Linked DNA regions of Homo sapiens: region 1 is linked to region 2. The links are chromatin contacts, found by Hi-C or POLR2A ChIA-PET in ENCODE. All regions are on one chromosome and are shown on one strand. Each heading gives the region's core, a stretch centred on a gene start or an enhancer-like site at or near the end of the contact. The rest is flanking DNA. Distances are from core to core; before and after follow the strand shown. Region 1 has its middle 23 kb from the start of LINC00323. Region 2 holds the start of MX2 (MX dynamin like GTPase 2).

Region 1 (4,430 bases), core at 1,438-3,937, 240 kb before region 2:
ACCCAGGGTTGGGGAGATGGTTTCAGGATGGTTCAAGCACCTTACGTTTATTGTGCACTTTATTTTTATTAAATAAAAATACATTGTAATATATAATGAAATATTTATTGTAATTGTAATATACGTTGTAATATAAAATGAAATAGTTATACAACTCACCATCATATAGAACCAGTGGGAGCCCTGAGCTTGTTTTCCTGCAAGTAGATGGTCCCATCTGGGGGAGATGGGAGACAGTAACAGATCATCAGGCATTAGATTCTCGTAAGGAGCGTGCAACCTAGATCCCTCGCATGCCCAGGTCACAATAGGGTTCTCACTCCTGTGAGATTTTAATGCCGCTGATCTGACAGGAAGTGGAGCTCTGGCAGTAATGCGAATGATGGGGAGCGGCTGTGAATACAGATGAAGCTTCGCTTGCTCACCTGCAGCTCACCTGCCGCTGTGCAGCCCAGTTCCTAACAGGCCACAGACTGATGCTGGTCCATGGCCAGGGGGTTGGGGACCACTGCCCTAGGGTACCCTATTGCATTTCCTTATGTCTTGTAGTTATTCTTTTATTGTGGTTAGTAGTTCTTTATATGAAACTTCCCCTGTTTTACCGACCCTTTGACCTCTCTCTCCTCACTGAGTTCTAACTGCTGCAACACGACCACTGTCTCCTTCTAACCACTGCAGCCCTGCCCTGAAGCATGTCAGCTGGAGAGAGAAAATTAGGGGACTGGTTTTCAGGACAAACGTTAATCAGCTAAACTTGCCAGTGTCTCTTTCTGTAAAATATGGTGGGGAAGGTGAAGATAACCTGCATGTAAAGATGAACTAGCAGCACTAGTTGCCAACCCTTATGGAGGGATGACCACCTACCAGACCCTCTTCTAAGCACCTCACCATATTAACTAATTTAATCCATGAAACAGTTAAGCCAAGTAGGTTACTAGTCTCAGCTCCGTCTTACAGATGATGAAACGAAGATGCAGAGAGATTGTGTAGTAAGGCCAAGGCCACCCAGACTACAGCAGAACTCGGACTGGAACCCAAGCTGGCTGAGTCAAGAACCCAAGCTCTTTATCCTTCACATAACAATTTAAACAAGTGCACACAAAACTGGAGACACCTTCTTTTAAAACTACCTTAAAATTAAGAGATATGCGTTAAACACATCAACCTGATTGCCAACGGAAAAGGGGAGAATGGGAGTGGGAGATGAGGGCAAAAAGAAATGACAAATTAATGAACGAATAAACAAAAATAAGAATGGGGACTTGCAAACGTGTGCATAGCTGTGATGCAGGGAGTGACGAGTGCAGCTAAGCCAGCCTCTGTGTGGGGCAGGTGGACAGGTGCATGGGGTTCCTAATGGCAGTGACAATGACAGTGTCCTCTGCATCAGAAGGACACAGGGACACAAAACCCCGATCAGATGTGGCAGGAAGGATTCTGGCCCTGATGAAGAGTCACTGAACCTGCTTGAGAACAACTCTCTGCTGGCTCCGTAGATTTACAAAAACAGAACTGCAAGAAGGTAAGCTCTATAAGGGCAGGGCATTTTGTTCAGTGTCTAGAACACAGCCTCAGATGCTCAATTTTTGCTGAATAAATGTGCAAATGGATGGACTAGGGGTCAGTGTCTCCCTGGGAGGTCACAGGCTACGTGAAAAAGCTGAGAGCTTGTAGCCAGGAGCATTCTCTAAACCCAGAGTGGAGGCAGAGGTCGAAATGGATGAAGGCAAAATACAATCCAGCCAACCGTCTACAGCAAGTCTCCTGCTTTTTTTCCGATTTAGAATGTAAAACTTTTAAAGAGCACATGTATTATCAATCATATTTTTACATTAAATCTGGGGATAAGCCCCCATTGGGTGTCCAAATAAGCTCTTTCCCACTTATCTTTTTACCCCTTGGAGGGGGCAGGGTACCTGAATTTTAATACTAAATTAAAGCAAGGAACTGATTTTAAATGTTAACAAGAAATTAGCATAAATCAAGCAAAGATGTTATCTTAGAAATAGTTCTGTTTGCTTTTCACTCTAGTCAGAAATAGGTCTTAGAACCTGCCCGGCATCTGGTTGCTAGAGCAAGCACTAAATTGATATGTGCCCCCACAAGGATGCCCTTAATAAAATTTTTAGAGAGACATTTAAAAGTTGAGCACACAGGAGTACTAAAATTGCCATCCACAATCCAAGCACATGACACGTTTTCTAAAGCTAGTGCTTCTTCTAGCACTAATTTTGTCTGTGTGACTTAACCAAGAAAAACTCCACACTCTCCCTTCTTTCTCTCCTATTTTCAGTTACGCCAGAAAAGATCAACTTGCAGCATGCCAGAAGGTCTTCCCTAGCTTTTCCAAGCAGCAGTTTGAATCTTATATAGAACATTCCATAACCACGGAACATTTGGTTCGCGACGCCAATTTCTTGAGGATGAGGAGAAACACAACTGCCTCTGCCAAGGTACCACCCTCTAGAGTCAGTAAGCCAATACTTACCACTTCATTTTAAAACCCATGCAGTGCTCACAGATGTGATTATATAATTACGATCAAATGGCAACCTGTGTGTGAGTCCTGAATCACTTGTCCTGGAATGGATAGGGCTATTTATAATCACAGCGAGGCTGGGGAACAGAGTAACTGCGGACAAAGGCAACTAATTTCTAGCCCAGAGGCTGAGGCCGAAAGGAAGCCTCATGATGGGGCGGCTGCCAGTTGTGAGCAGAACAGTTCACACCGGCCAGTGGCCACCGGTGAGTGACCTCGCAGAGCTGCAGCTTGAGAGCAATGGACAAGCCTTCCCAGGGAATTGTGAGGGAGCGGCTCTTAGCAATAAACCACCAGCTAGCCCTGGCACAGAGAGGTGAGGCTGAAAAGAGCCCTAAGGCATCTTTTCTTGTATTCACTTGCTGGGTTCAGTATTTTGGCTCCTTACAAAAGCACAGATTCCAAACGAGGAGTTTTGGAGGGGGCAGAGGCTCAGTGATAGGAATAAAATAGTTATTTTCATATTCACAGAGCTGAGTTTTATTTCCAAGGAGGGAAAATTGGGAACTAAAGCAGGCAAGCAGTTTATTCCCCAGAAGGATTACTGCAAGGACTTACCTGCATTCAGTGGCCAGTTGAGCACGCGGGCCAAGCTGGGCTACAGTAAAGCAACGTCAGCAGAGGCGTCTATCATATAGAATGCATTGGACAATGGTTTCCATTACAATTAACAGAGTTAATTACTCTAGAATTTCTGCTTTAAAGATCTCTGACTTTCGGCCAGGCGTGGTGGCTCACACCTGTAATCCCAGCACTTTGGGAGGCCGAGGCGGACTGATCACCTGAGGTCGAGAGTTTGAGACCAGCCTGACTAACATGGAGAAACCCCGTCTCTACAAAAATACAAAATTAGCCAGGTGTGGTGGTGCATGCCTGTAATCCCAGCTACTCAGAAGGCTAAGGCAGGAGAATTGCTTGAACCCAGGAGGCGGAGGTTGCAGTAAGCCGAGATCACGCCATTGCACTCCAGCCTGGGTAAGAAGAGCAAAACTCCGTCTCAAAAAAAAAAATCTCTGACTTTCTGACTCCACGGAATGGAGCTAATATTTGAAAGACAGATGTTGGAGAAGAATTATCTTAGCAGACATGAGGAAAGACCTGACTCTCCTGTCAACGTAATGAGCTCATAAATACCTCCACCCCTTCACCGTGTGTCAAGAGAATGAGACGGCTCCTTCCAGACCCTGTGCCCAACTAATATTGACACTCCAGATCCCTTCCTCGCCTTTTTTTTTTTTTTTGGTTATGATATTCAGCTTTTTTTTTTAACCTTTTATTTTTTTTAATTGACAAATAATAACTGTACATGTTCATGGGGGTACATAGTGATGTTTCTGGTTTTTTGGGTTTTTTTTTTGAGACAGAATCTCACTCTGTCGCCCAGGCTGGAGTGTAGTGACGCGATCTTGTCTCACTGCAGTCTCCGCCTCCCAGGTTCAAGTGATTCTCCTGCCTCAGCCTCCTGAGTAGCTGAGATTACAGGCACCCACCACCATGCCCGGCTAATTTTTGTATTTTTAGTAGAGACAGGGTTTCACCACATTGGCCAGGCTGGTCTTGAACTCCTGACCTCAAGTGATCTGCCTGCCTTGGCCTCCCAAAGTGCTGGGATTACAGGCGTGAGCCACCACACCCGGCATGATATTTCAGTATGTAAAAGGTACAGTGATCAGATCAGGGTAATTAGCGTAACCATCATCTCAAATATGTATCATTTATTTGTGTTGGGAACATTCAATGTCTTCCTTCTAGCTATTTGAAACTGTATTATTGTGAACTAGAGTCATCCTACAGTCCTGTAGAATACTAGAAAGTATTCCTCTCCTCTAGCTGTAATTTTGTAACCTTCCACAAATCTCTCCCTCCCCCTCCCTTCCCCCTACCCTTCTCA
Region 2 (4,524 bases), core at 879-3,378:
GAACCTGGGAGGCCGAGGTTGCAGTAAGCAGAAATCTCACCACTGTACTCCAGCCTGGGCAACAGAGCGAGACTCCATCTCAAGCAAACAAAAAAGAAACAAAGAGCCAGGTCACACGGACAATGACAGGGTGGAGTTCCACTCCAAGGTGCACCCGCTGCTCCTGTGCTCTGCTGGGAGGGACACACCCCAGGTAAGAACCCTGCTTGTCTACAGCACTTCACCATTGCCTTTGTCCTGTTAATTCAGGAAAGCATTTGCTTGATCTTTCCTTCTGTGATTGGAGAGGCCATGGGAGAGTGGATGCATGCTGGCTCTGGATGGCTCCAGGTGCTGCAGGTGCTTCCAGGTGGCCAGGAACTTCATCAGCACACAGAGGCGCTGGCGCTTTCCATAGAGTCAGCGTGCCAGGGCAGGAGGCGGGCACTGGGGCTTCTGGACTTCGCCTCTTTACCAAGCTGCACACTGTAACGCTCCCTGATGTGGAGCTGAGGGAAGAGCTCCGCCCAGCGGCTGTGACCGAGGCCTGAGCAGCAGCATCTTTTCTGGCCCCGGCCCCTGTGCTTGGATGCTGCGTGGGACATTCATTCACCCTCAGGGCTTTAGTGCTCAGAACGCAAGAACCCTGTCCTTGAAGTTTGCATGCGCAGGCACCTCTGGTCCTTCCCAGGGCTGCTGGTGAGGGGCGTGCAGGAGGGGGATGCTGCCTTGACAGAGGGTGGAGGGTCCCCTGAGCTGGCCCGAGCTGCTCGTGTCCCTCTGTCCGGCTTCTCTGAGGCCTTTCTTTGTGCCTTCCTTGAAGCAGTAGGCCGGCCCAGGCCCTGTTGTGAAAGACATTCCTAGTGAAACCGAATGTCACATCACGCTGCCAAGTCTGAGATTCACATTCCTCCCCTCACTCCTCAGCCTCTGTCCGCCCGGGCTCTTGGGAAGAGAAGTGGTTCAGGGATAGGTGATCCTGACGATGATCTCCTGGTGTTAATATTTCTAATGCCAAGGTTTTGAAAAACATGTTAAGTTTCTAAATATCTTCCGTAAAGTTAAGCCTGCACTCAAGGGAAGTCACTACAATGACTTAGCCAAGAGGAGCTCAGGAGTTTTTTTAAACGTATAGTGTTGATGTCTGGGAGAGGATCACGGGTGGATAGGAGAGCTGAGAGCCTGCTTCCTCCCTCCCAGCCATCACTGCCAGTCCTTGAGAGGCTTGGTCCCCTCCCCGGTGTCTGGAGGGCTCCTCCTGGAGGTTCCCAGACCTCTTGGCTCTGGTGATGGGAATGCCTGGCCCTCCTTGACTTTGGTCACAGAGCAGGAAGCCTTAGGGAGCATGCGGTTGTGCACCTTCACTTTTGCAGGTGAAAAGTAACTGAGGACCAGAAAGATGACATGCAGCTGGCTCAGGGCTGAGTTCCGGAGCCTGGGGTTTGTCCTGGGGCCTCCTTATCTCCAATGGGAAGAAAACCGTCTTGGTTTTGCGGCGGGGACCTCAGGCACGGGTGCTTGGAGAAAGCTGTTGACCCTCCTTCTTTGGGTTTTCCGCACCTAATGAGGGGAGAGGTGACATTTGTCAGGTGCGGCTCAGGCATGAAGCTAAGCAGGACAGCTCAGAGCGTCCAGATCATGTACCTGAGAGCATGTCCTCGGCTGTAACAGGAGTGCATCTGTGAGGCCCGATACACGAACCACACGTGGCTATTCATTCAAATTACATGGAGTTCGAAGTCCAGTTCCTTGGTCGCAGTAGTCACATTTCAGAGCCACACAGGTGGTACTGGATGGCACTGTCAGGGCAGAACCTTCCAGTGACTGAGCCACTCTGAGCTGCCCCCATGCCAGCCTCCCCTGGAATCTGTTAGCAATGCTGATTCTCAGGCCCAGCCCAGACCTGACAGATCAGACTCTCTGGCGGGGGTGGGGGGACAGCCGCCCCGTCTCCACAGCTCTCCCAGGATTCGGATGCAGCTGGAGTTTGGGGACCACTCTGTGAGTCATCTGGAGAGCACGCTGATAACTCAGTTTCATTTCTGTGGCCAGATCAAGTAGTTTCATTTCTCTCCCTGTTTGTTGATGACGGAGCAGGGGAGGGAGTGGTTCATATGCCACATAAAAGTGAAGTGGAGGAAAGGGAAGAGATGATTTCTCCATCCTGAACGTGCAGCGGTAAGAGCGGGGCCGGTGCAGGGAGGGCTGCTTTGTGTCTGATGCACAGCAGATGCGTGTTTAAAAAATATTTCCTGAGTAACGTGACATCTGCTTGGTGAATGTGGCTTGTGCTGGGAGGCAGGAGCCACAAAGATAAGATTCTGGTGTGAGGAGCAGAAAGGGCCCATGTTGCCACCAGCCCACAGTAGCCTTGTGCACAGACAAAGAGGCTCTGGAGGGGAAGTGGCTGGCCCTGGGGACAGGGTGGCCTCCATCCTGATCTGGCCAAAAGTCGGGTGGACGCAAAGGGGTGGTTTTTAGGACAGCTTTGCTCAGCGTCCTACAAAGTCTGGGGGTTGAGTAAGGAGCTTTGTGCCCGAAAAGTCGTCTCGGAGGGTTTCAAGTGTTCCTTCTTTTGTGGTATTTGTGATGCTCTGACGTAACCTTAGTGACGGTGATATGCTGGGAAATTGGCTCTCATGGGGCGGGGCAGGGCAGAGGGTGGTGCCTGATTTCTAGCCTTTGCCGATTCTCTTCCGTTCTCATGGTGTGAATGCTCCCACCGTGGCCAGTTCCCAGCCAGTAGGGGCCAACTCCAGCACTCTGGACCACTGCACCCTGGATCGCCTGCACTCTGGGGGCTGAAGTCCATTTTATAATTGATATAGAGCGGAAAGGAGACATGGTGGTATTGATGACGCAGTTTTTTTTTCTTTTTTTTTTTTTTTTTTTTTTTTTTGAGAGAAGTTCTCGTTCTGTTCCCCAGGCTGGAGTGCAGTGGCGTGATCATGGCTCACTGCAGTCTCAAGCTCCCGGGCTCAAGGGATCCTCCCACCTCAGCCTCCCAAGTAGCTGGGACTACAGGTGTGCACCACCACACCTGGTTAATTTTATTTCTTTTTGTAGAGACAGGGGCTCTCTATGTTGCCCAGGCTGGTCTCAAACTCACTGGCTCAAGAAGTCCTTACGCCTCAACCTCCCAAAGCACTGGGATTACAGGCGTAAGCCACCCCATTCGGCTTTGATGACACCTTTTGAACACTGTTCTTTCTCATTTTGTGTTTAGAATGTTGTCTCTAGCTGTTTAAAAAGATCAGGATTCCAAGCTATCTTTCCTCGCACCCTCTCCTCCGTTTACTCTGCTCTACTTCCCAGCCCCGCGCCAACCCCTGAAGCACTTTTGACTCCCTTCGGATGTACAATTTTTTTTTCTTTTTCTTTTTTGAGACAGGGTCTTCCTGCTCTGTTTCCCAGGCTGGAGTGCAATGGTACCATCATAGCTCACTGCAGCCTTAAACTTCCGGGCTCAAGTGATCCTCCTGCCTCGGCCTCCCAATGCATTGGGATTACAGGTGTGAGTCCCTGCGTCTGGCCAGGATGTATGTGAGCTTTATTTAGGTTTAGCCCCTGCCCTAGAATGCAAGCTCCCCCAGAGATCTTTGTCTGCCTGACTCGATATGTATCTCAAGGACTTAGTGCTCAATATATATCTTTGAGTGGGTGAAAAACAAGCGGTCTTAAAAAGAAAGGAGGTGAGCCCGGGGAGATAAGGTCGCATTCAGTGCCAGTGCTTGGTCAGCCATGACCCTGCACCATGCGAGTGACATTGGGACTGGAGCAAAGGGACACAGCAGAGTGGCCCCTGGTGCCCAGGACCCGGCAGAGCTCTCGGACTGGTTGCAAGCCAGCAATAGTGGCTATGCCCGTGTGGGAGACGCAGCTTGCCTTAGACTTCAGCGGGAACCACCATGTCCGGCACAGCCATTTCCATCCTTCCCAGGGGTGCTTACGTGATCCTGGCAGTCTCAGTCAAACTTCCAAACTCAGCAGGGAATGTGTGTGCTTGTCCTCCAATCTCAACACCCTGGGATGCAGTGTCAGGTGCAGGTCAGAGACAGCAGTGGAGACCCGATTCCCAGCCCTGGGCTGGGGCCCCCACAAGGCCTCCAGCATCTCCCCATGGCCCAGTTTCCTCATCTGCAGGACAGGCTCTCTTGAGAATTTGGGGGGATGATAGACCCAAAAGCATTCTGGAGCCAGAGGCTTCTGCCTTCGTCGGGGGCATCAGGGAGTGTCAGTCATGAATTCACCATGACTTCTGACCACCTCTGCCTGGACTCCCTCACCTCAGTGCTGCCTAAGCTGGGTAACCACCAGCTTCCTGGGCCTTCACCCCGCAGGGCCTTCCTCTCCAGTGATGCGCCTGGAAAGAGGGATTTCTCTTTGCAAAGGTCTCTGGAATTGCCAAGTTATGGCTTTAAGCATATGTAGGGAAACTCCCTCCCCTTTGCACTTTTGGAGTTTTTTTCCAGCCCTCAATAGAAATCAATACAGTGACCAGGCTGCCCTTTTCACCACACTCTCAGGCTCCTGAGGACCCTGGTG

What was found. A loop is a pair of places that touch in the nucleus more often than their neighbours do. ChIA-PET counts read pairs that join two places held with the same protein, here RNA polymerase II (POLR2A). Pooled maps may share reads with other maps.
Region 1: a loop to region 2 is called in a map of mammary epithelial cell, with 26 times the contacts of the local background. The contact joins the enhancer-like site here to the promoter of MX2 in region 2. A Hi-C loop is called at or near these places in 5 of 168 maps with a recorded cell type or tissue (Calu3, PC-3, aorta and 2 more), 1 of 37 single-sample maps with no recorded cell type and 8 of 50 pooled maps. POLR2A ChIA-PET finds 5 or more read pairs at or near these places in 1 of 52 experiments (A549).

Annotation. Positions count from the first base shown.
Region 1 is chr21:41,122,401-41,126,830 of GRCh38, forward strand. No RefSeq gene overlaps it. Among named protein-coding and RNA genes, the nearest start is that of LINC00323, 23 kb to the right of the region's middle. Within about 2 kb of position 2,688, at least 3 of the 41 ENCODE cell types and tissues checked have a DNase peak (open chromatin) inside an H3K27ac peak, as active enhancers do.
Region 2 is chr21:41,359,899-41,364,422 of GRCh38, forward strand. It overlaps MX2 (MX dynamin like GTPase 2), which reads left to right and starts at 2,129. Exons shown (of 14, transcript NM_002463.2): 1 at 2,129-2,157. RefSeq lists enhancers at 1-271, 1,554-1,813, 1,834-2,673.